2 separate regions of the Homo sapiens genome follow, and region 2 is linked to region 1. Evidence: chromatin contacts called from ENCODE Hi-C or POLR2A ChIA-PET data. All regions are on one chromosome and are shown on one strand. Each heading gives the region's core, a stretch centred on a gene start or an enhancer-like site at or near the end of the contact. The rest is flanking DNA. Distances are from core to core; before and after follow the strand shown. Region 1 holds the start of PACERR (PTGS2 antisense NFKB1 complex-mediated expression regulator RNA). Region 2 has its middle 99 kb from the start of PDC.

What was found. A loop is a pair of places that touch in the nucleus more often than their neighbours do. ChIA-PET counts read pairs that join two places held with the same protein, here RNA polymerase II (POLR2A). Pooled maps may share reads with other maps.
Region 2: a map of mammary epithelial cell shows a loop between it and region 1 (14-fold over the local background). The contact joins the enhancer-like site here to the promoter of PACERR in region 1. A Hi-C loop is called at or near these places in 1 of 168 maps with a recorded cell type or tissue (mammary epithelial cell) and 1 of 50 pooled maps. POLR2A ChIA-PET finds 5 or more read pairs at or near these places in 3 of 52 experiments (Caco-2, MCF 10A and RWPE1).

The regions. Positions count from the first base shown.
Region 1 is chr1:186,679,243-186,683,465 of GRCh38, reverse strand. PACERR (PTGS2 antisense NFKB1 complex-mediated expression regulator RNA) reads right to left here and starts at 2,812. Exons shown (of 1, transcript NR_125801.1): 1 at 2,020-2,812. PTGS2 (prostaglandin-endoperoxide synthase 2) reads left to right here and starts at 3,043. Exons shown (of 10, transcript NM_000963.4): 1 at 3,043-3,227; 2 at 4,028-4,144. The coding sequence starts at 3,176.
Region 2 is chr1:186,558,316-186,562,305 of GRCh38, reverse strand. No RefSeq gene overlaps it. Among named protein-coding and RNA genes, the nearest start is that of PDC, 99 kb to the right of the region's middle. Within about 2 kb of position 2,650, at least 2 of the 41 ENCODE cell types and tissues checked have a DNase peak (open chromatin) inside an H3K27ac peak, as active enhancers do; they include mammary epithelial cell, where a contact is called at or near this core.

The DNA of each region.
Region 1 (4,223 bases), core at 1,563-4,062:
AGATCTTCTGTAAGTAACATTTCTGCTACTCAAGGAAGAGATAAACTTCATGGCATAACCTTGCCAAAGTATACTAAGAATAACCCTGACACAAAGCTCTTTTTTCAGCCAACATGCCATGAAAGAAAGAAGACAAGGGGTGATCTCCACTCTCTAAGTGAACCACTAAACCCACCAAAGAAGAAACGAGGGAAATAGAAAGAGGACCCTTGCCTGAGATAATGGATCTGTATGTATGAGTAGTAGAACCCTGCTCAAAGTACAAGGAAGGGAAAAAAAAGTTAGTTTATTTGGAATTTTGGACATTAAGAGTCTTTATTGTTCATTTTCTTTTAACTCACATGAATGGCTTATCACTTCAATTAATAAATATTTCATTTCTTTTCAACATATTCATGAAACAAATCTGAAATGAACAGTGCAACATGTGAATGTTTAGAACATTATAAAATTAAACACAAAATCTGTCTGGCAATCTTCCTAGCATCTTAGGAAAAAAGTTGACAAAATTTCAAGCAGCAGAAGGGGGCAGTAAAACTCAACAGAAAGCTCTGGAAGATTTTTAAGATTCTTCCTTATTTTCTTTTCATGTAGATTATTTCCCAACAAATTTCAGACGCTAATAGAAATTTTGTACAACAGATCCATATATTTGCCTAAAATAGACACAGAAACATTGAATATATGCAAACATGAGAGCTATAAGTTTTACATGATCAAACCTTTTTTTTATGGTACACAATAGTCACAGTACTTTTCCATATAAAACAGGTTTAGTGGTCTTAATTTAGTTTGGCACATTTAATACACTCCCATGACCAGCATCCCAAATGTACCTATCCGTTTTATTTTATTGTCTCAGAATTGTCAGTTATTTAATAAATTATGTAACTTTTTTCCTTATGCTCAGATTTGCACTTCTTTCTAAAACTCTGCCCATCCTTAAAGTCCCAGATTCTCCTTGAACTTTTTTTTTTGACTTTCCAAGTACATGGAACTCTTCACTCTATCCTGCTATATAAGTGACAGAATTTCCACTATGGGATAGATGGAGTTCAATTCCTTTGAGTTTAAAATAATCTAAATATAATTATTCCTTATGCCCTGTTTTTCCCTCACTTTTGTATCCAAATCTCTTTTCAGACAACAGAACAATTAATGTCTGATAAGGAAGACAATGATGATGATCACTTCAAAATGAATTCAGGATTGTAATGTAAAATTTTAGTACTCTCTCACAGTATGGATTCTAACATGGCTTCTAACCCAAACTAACATTAGTAGCTCTAACTATAAACTTCAAATTTCAGTAGATGCAACCTACTCCTTTAAAATGAAACAGAAGATTGAAATTATTAAATTATCAAAAAGAAAATGATCCACGCTCTTAGTTGAAATTTCATGTAAGATTCCATGCAATAAATAGGAGTGCCATAAATGGAATGATGAAATATGACTAGAGGAGGAGAAAGGCTTCCTAGATGAGATGGAATTTTAGTCATCCGTGTCTCATGAAGAATCAGATGTGTACACTAAGCAAAACAGTTAAAAAAAAAACCTCCAAGTGAGTCTCTTATTTATTTTTTTCTTATAAGACTTCTACAAATTGAGGTACCTGGTGTAGTTTTATTTCAGGTTTTATGCTGTCATTTTCCTGTAATGCTAAGGACTTAGGACATAACTGAATTTTCTATTTTCCACTTCTTTTCTGGTGTGTGTGTATATATATATGTATATATACACACACACATATACATATATATATTTTTTAGTATCTCACCCTCACATGCTCCTCCCTGAGCACTACCCATGATAGATGTTAAACAAAAGCAAAGATGAAATTCCAACTGTCAAAATCTCCCTTCCATCTAATTAATTCCTCATCCAACTATGTTCCAAAACGAGAATAGAAAATTAGCCCCAATAAGCCCAGGCAACTGAAAAGTAAATGCTATGTTGTACTTTGATCCATGGTCACAACTCATAATCTTGGAAAAGTGGACAGAAAAGACAAAAGAGTGAACTTTAAAACTCGAATTTATTTTACCAGTATCTCCTATGAAGGGCTAGTAACCAAAATAATCCACGCATCAGGGAGAGAAATGCCTTAAGGCATACGTTTTGGACATTTAGCGTCCCTGCAAATTCTGGCCATCGCCGCTTCCTTTGTCCATCAGAAGGCAGGAAACTTTATATTGGTGACCCGTGGAGCTCACATTAACTATTTACAGGGTAACTGCTTAGGACCAGTATTATGAGGAGAATTTACCTTTCCCGCCTCTCTTTCCAAGAAACAAGGAGGGGGTGAAGGTACGGAGAACAGTATTTCTTCTGTTGAAAGCAACTTAGCTACAAAGATAAATTACAGCTATGTACACTGAAGGTAGCTATTTCATTCCACAAAATAAGAGTTTTTTAAAAAGCTATGTATGTATGTGCTGCATATAGAGCAGATATACAGCCTATTAAGCGTCGTCACTAAAACATAAAACATGTCAGCCTTTCTTAACCTTACTCGCCCCAGTCTGTCCCGACGTGACTTCCTCGACCCTCTAAAGACGTACAGACCAGACACGGCGGCGGCGGCGGGAGAGGGGATTCCCTGCGCCCCCGGACCTCAGGGCCGCTCAGATTCCTGGAGAGGAAGCCAAGTGTCCTTCTGCCCTCCCCCGGTATCCCATCCAAGGCGATCAGTCCAGAACTGGCTCTCGGAAGCGCTCGGGCAAAGACTGCGAAGAAGAAAAGACATCTGGCGGAAACCTGTGCGCCTGGGGCGGTGGAACTCGGGGAGGAGAGGGAGGGATCAGACAGGAGAGTGGGGACTACCCCCTCTGCTCCCAAATTGGGGCAGCTTCCTGGGTTTCCGATTTTCTCATTTCCGTGGGTAAAAAACCCTGCCCCCACCGGGCTTACGCAATTTTTTTAAGGGGAGAGGAGGGAAAAATTTGTGGGGGGTACGAAAAGGCGGAAAGAAACAGTCATTTCGTCACATGGGCTTGGTTTTCAGTCTTATAAAAAGGAAGGTTCTCTCGGTTAGCGACCAATTGTCATACGACTTGCAGTGAGCGTCAGGAGCACGTCCAGGAACTCCTCAGCAGCGCCTCCTTCAGCTCCACAGCCAGACGCCCTCAGACAGCAAAGCCTACCCCCGCGCCGCGCCCTGCCCGCCGCTGCGATGCTCGCCCGCGCCCTGCTGCTGTGCGCGGTCCTGGCGCTCAGCCATACAGGTGAGTACCTGGCGCCGCGCACCGGGGACTCCGGTTCCACGCACCCGGGCAGAGTTTCCGCTCTGACCTCCTGGGTCTATCCCAGTACTCCGACTTCTCTCCGAATAGAGAAGCTACGTGACTTGGGAAAGAGCTTGGACCGCTAGAGTTCGAAAGAACTCCGTGGATATTCCAGCTTTCCCACAAGCACTGATCATTATGAGCCAGTTACTTAACCGATCTGAGACACTCTCACCTCCTAAATAGGGATAGATGATACTAATTTGCAGGTTGTCATTATGATAAGACAGGATCTGATCAATATATGTGAATTGTTTATATTTGGAACCTTTTTATTGAGTGGAAGAAGTTGTTTTAAATATTCTAGTCAGTTCTTTCCTGCTCCCAGGAAAGCCCGGATTATGTTTTAAGATAAGCAAAATGTCTTAAAAGTAAGCTGTTTTACTTTGAATTTTTCCCTAAATGTTGATTAGTGTACTAGATCCATTTTAATTTGGAAAGTGAAGTGCTACTTATTTGAACTTCTTAAAAATGCTAATTTTAACATCTAAAGAGTTAACTAAGAAAAGCTTAGTAACATGATGTACCAAGTTGAATATGCTGTTATCCTTATTTAGAATAGAAAATTGGTATTTCTACGTTTTATCCATTCTAAGGCAGGTTAAAAAATTGTATTTCCATGACTACCTATATATTTCTTGAATTTATTATTGTAAAGTTGATTCATAGTCAAACAATTAAATGTTTAAATTAAGATTAAGACACTAGAGAATGATTTATTTGCTGTCCTTTAATTGCAGCAAATCCTTGCTGTTCCCACCCATGTCAAAACCGAGGTGTATGTATGAGTGTGGGATTTGACCAGTATAAGTGCGATTGTACCCGGACAGGATTCTATGGAGAAAACTGCTCAACACGTAAGTTTGTCCTTTGGTTGCCTCATTAGGAGTGGGGCTGGATACAGTTATCATTGTATAGATTTGTGTCTTATAATGA
Region 2 (3,990 bases), core at 1,401-3,900, 120 kb after region 1:
CAATCTCTCTAATGTCTTCTTTTCTCTTCTCTTCTTAGCTAATTTCATAGTTGCCTCGGTGTGACTACTGCATATATGCTGTCAACCCATATCTATATTTCTGGTGCACACTTCTCTAAACTCCAGACTTGCACATTCAACTTCTTTTCTGACATCTCAACTTACATGTTTTATCAACTTTTTGAACTTAAAATGTCCAAAATATGAAATAAAACCTGGACTTCACCTGTACTCCAAATCTTTCTACCTCGGTAGATGAAATTACCATCTACCCAGTTGCTCACACCAAAAAATCTAGAAGTCATAATTGATTTCTCCTTTCCCTTTAGCCTCCATATTAAATGTACCAGCAAATCTTGTTGACTCTTATCTTTAACATATATATTCACCCTGCTTGCCTCTCTCCATCCCCTCTATTACAAATAATCAATTAAGTGACTTGTAGCATTAGAGACTCTTTCAGTTACACTGTGATTTCTATAAGCATGATCTCATAATCCTTATAAGAAGAATATGATGGGAACTAGAGAAGAAACATTCTTACTCAAAGTAAGTAATCTGACCAAGTTTACACAATAAGCAGAGCAGATGAAATGCAAAACCAGAAATTAAACTATGTGAACAAGTGACAACTAGCATTTTGATTATGTGCTATGTGTTAAGCATTTTCCATATTTTATCTCATTTAATTCTTGTAACCAGAAAGTATAATTGTTATTATCTTATAAATAAAGTTCACAGACACATTTTAGGCCAGTTGCCAAAAATTACAGAGTTGCCTTTGCTCCTAGTCTTCCTTCCATGCTTCCATTAATATCACTGTAGACATGTGTCAAAAATACAATTCTCATCATGTCATTCTGCTGCTTAAAATTCTTTAATGTTCATATTTGGCTAAAGAATAAATTTATTGTCATGAAATTGAATTGTTTTTTGTGACCTGGCCCTCACCTACCTTTCAAACTCCATTTGCCCCTGCTTTCCACCACACCAGCCATATCAGTCGCATTAGAGCTAAATCTGAACAGGCTGTGCTCTTTCCTTCCTCCATGCCTTTATCCTTGCTCTTTCTTCTTAACTTGATTGTTCTTCCCACATATAGTGGAGCTGGTCATCTTGCTAACATCTGTTTTTGTTTCTTTTAATAGTTACTCCCATTTTTGTTTAAATATCCACACTTCTCTGGTTCTATGCTTTGAACTTGGCGCAGCTCTAGCTAATCAGCGTAATTTTACACTCTAGTTACAGTTCTTGGTTCAGATAACTCAGTTAGAGCCAGTGAGATGTAAGGTAAGGTTTATGTGAAAAAAATTTCCTGACTCCTCTGAGGTGGTTCTGGAATTGACACTCTCTCTTGCCATTGATGTGTAGCTGGTAAACATCTTATGAACAAGAGGGAGAATGAGTCTTAAACTAAAGCTTTACACTCTGGAAGGCAGAGAAGATAAAGGGAGATGTCAGGTCCTCAGTGATTTCATTGAGCTACTGAAACAAACCAACACTGAAGCTCACTTTACCTAGAACTTTCAGTATGTGCACCAATCAATAATCTTTATTGAGAAGATTTTTTAATGCTACTTGCAACTGAAAACAGCTAAATGTTATACCACATTTTACATTTTATATCTACTCATTATAGTTCTTCTTTAATCTCTCAAAGGTAAGCATTTTTTCTTTTGTGACTCTGAAATTTATTCTGTATTCTCCTATCAAAGTCCATACTACATTAATTTTTATTCTGCTTCTCCAGAATACTGAACACCTTAAGAAAAGGAGCTCTGAGTTTAGTATAAGACTGAATGTGTACAGAAACAACCCACTCTCTGTCAAAAAAATACTATTTTATTTGATTCAAGGTTCTTCAACTTCAGCACTACTGACATTTTGGGTCAGATAATTCTTTGTTGTGGAGTATCCTATGAAATGTATGTTTAACACCATCCTTGGCCCTGCCCACTAGATACCCATAACACCACCACCACCAAATGGTGTTAATAAAAAAATGTCTCCAGGAATTAACAAATGCCTTCTGGGGGATCAAATTATCATCAATTGAGTATGATTGACCTAAAATTATGCCCAAAAATTTAGATTTTATTACAAACATTTTGGGCTTTTAAGCCAATGGCAGTTTACAGAGGTTAATTCTTACAGGATCATACTATATCCAACCCTGAAAGTTGACAAGAGGGGCTAAGGATCCCACAAGGGCAGAGTATATCAGTTTCATGTGAAACTATTGGTTTGGTATGTAATAAAGCAGCGCTAGGGTAAACTCCACCTTTACTGGGTACAGGATGTGATCTCACACACGAAACCTGCTTTTCTCACAAACCAATCCCTCTCCAGTAACTTCCCATTCCAAAGAGATGGGTCACTTTCATCATTGGAAAAGGAAAGATCAAAAAAAGGATAAAATGTCTTATATAGTATGAATATTATACTCGGTGCCTGTGACAAAAGATCTTGTCACCAAACTTCTTTCATCACCTCATTTCTTACACATACCAGACCTAATCCTCAAATGCTTTCTCCTACCTTAGCGTGAGACCTTTCAAACTGTTACTAATTATAAACTTCTTCAGAGGCAAGATGTTTTCACTCAGAATGAACATGCAGGTACTTGAGCCCACGTAACCTCCTTGGCCTCAGGCAAGCAGTTTGCCTAAAATGCCTCTCAAATAGACAGGATGATGAAAACGGAAGCTGTGGAACTGAGTGAACCAAGCCAAAAATCTTGTTTGTATGATTAAGTTTTCTCTAATACATAAAGAATTCAGAGAAATGGTGTAAAATGAATACACCTATGATCTGAAATAACATAGTCCCTATCTTTATATCCAAAAAGTATTTGTATTTATACCAAATCACTACATGAATATGTGATTTTAGTAAACATAATCATAAATTTTTGGAGGTGAAAAATACAAACTATAGGCATCCATTTTGACTTTTCCCCTATGTGAAGTTAACACAATGTTTGTCCTTGAACCTAGATATACTTTTAAATATTAATTTATATATGTTGATTAAAACATTTATAAGACCTCAACTAAAATTCTTGATTCTGCACATAAGGAAATTAATGAAATCCATACCATTGTATATAAAATGTCATAATTAAGGTCATTAATATGATCAAGAATGGTAATGATGTATGGTATGGCTCATTTTCCCAGATACTCCAGGAAACAGTATAATTTGGGGCTATTGATGTAGTCATGGATGGAGCTCCTACATTGCCTTTATTAAAAAGAGATTTTACATTTTAAAAATAAGCTGATACCATAAATGAATTTCTCTAGAACCTGGAATGGAAAATTATAATGGGCATTTCCATGATATGGTTTATAGAAGGTAATATTCTTTAGAATTACCTTAGGGATTAGATATAGCAGGAAAAACAAACCATTTTCTGTTTTTCCTGTGCTACTCTCAACATAGCACAGAACACTTCTGTGGGTTTGTTTGTGTGCTTGTTTGTTTGCCAGACTGGCCAATTTTCCATCACTTTGGATAACTTGGCCAAAGTCACATAGCTTGCAAGAAATAAACCACATTCTTCCCATGAAGTAAGACAATCAGTATCTTGTCTATCAAATAGATTCATAATCTAGAAGGAATCATCTGGGTCCTTGCATTTCACTAAAGGAGGCACATCAAATGTGTAAGTAGCACAAAGCTGGAATGAAAGCTAAAAAAGTTTCAAATGAACTTAGCAAGCTAGAACAAATCAAAAATCAGTAAGATTAAATCATTATGAGAATAGATGTAATGACTTATTTATGTCTAAAAACCACAATTAAATGAATAATAAGTGATGGGTTGGGGCGAAACCCTATCTGTCAAGAATAATTATGAGCAGTTGCTACTGTCACTTTACTAAATATCTTAGGTGTCTATAGCATTACCTTCATCTATCAACCTAGCAACCCTAGCAGAAATAAAACTGATTTGTTTATCATGACCTGTTCTCTTGGTACTCATGCT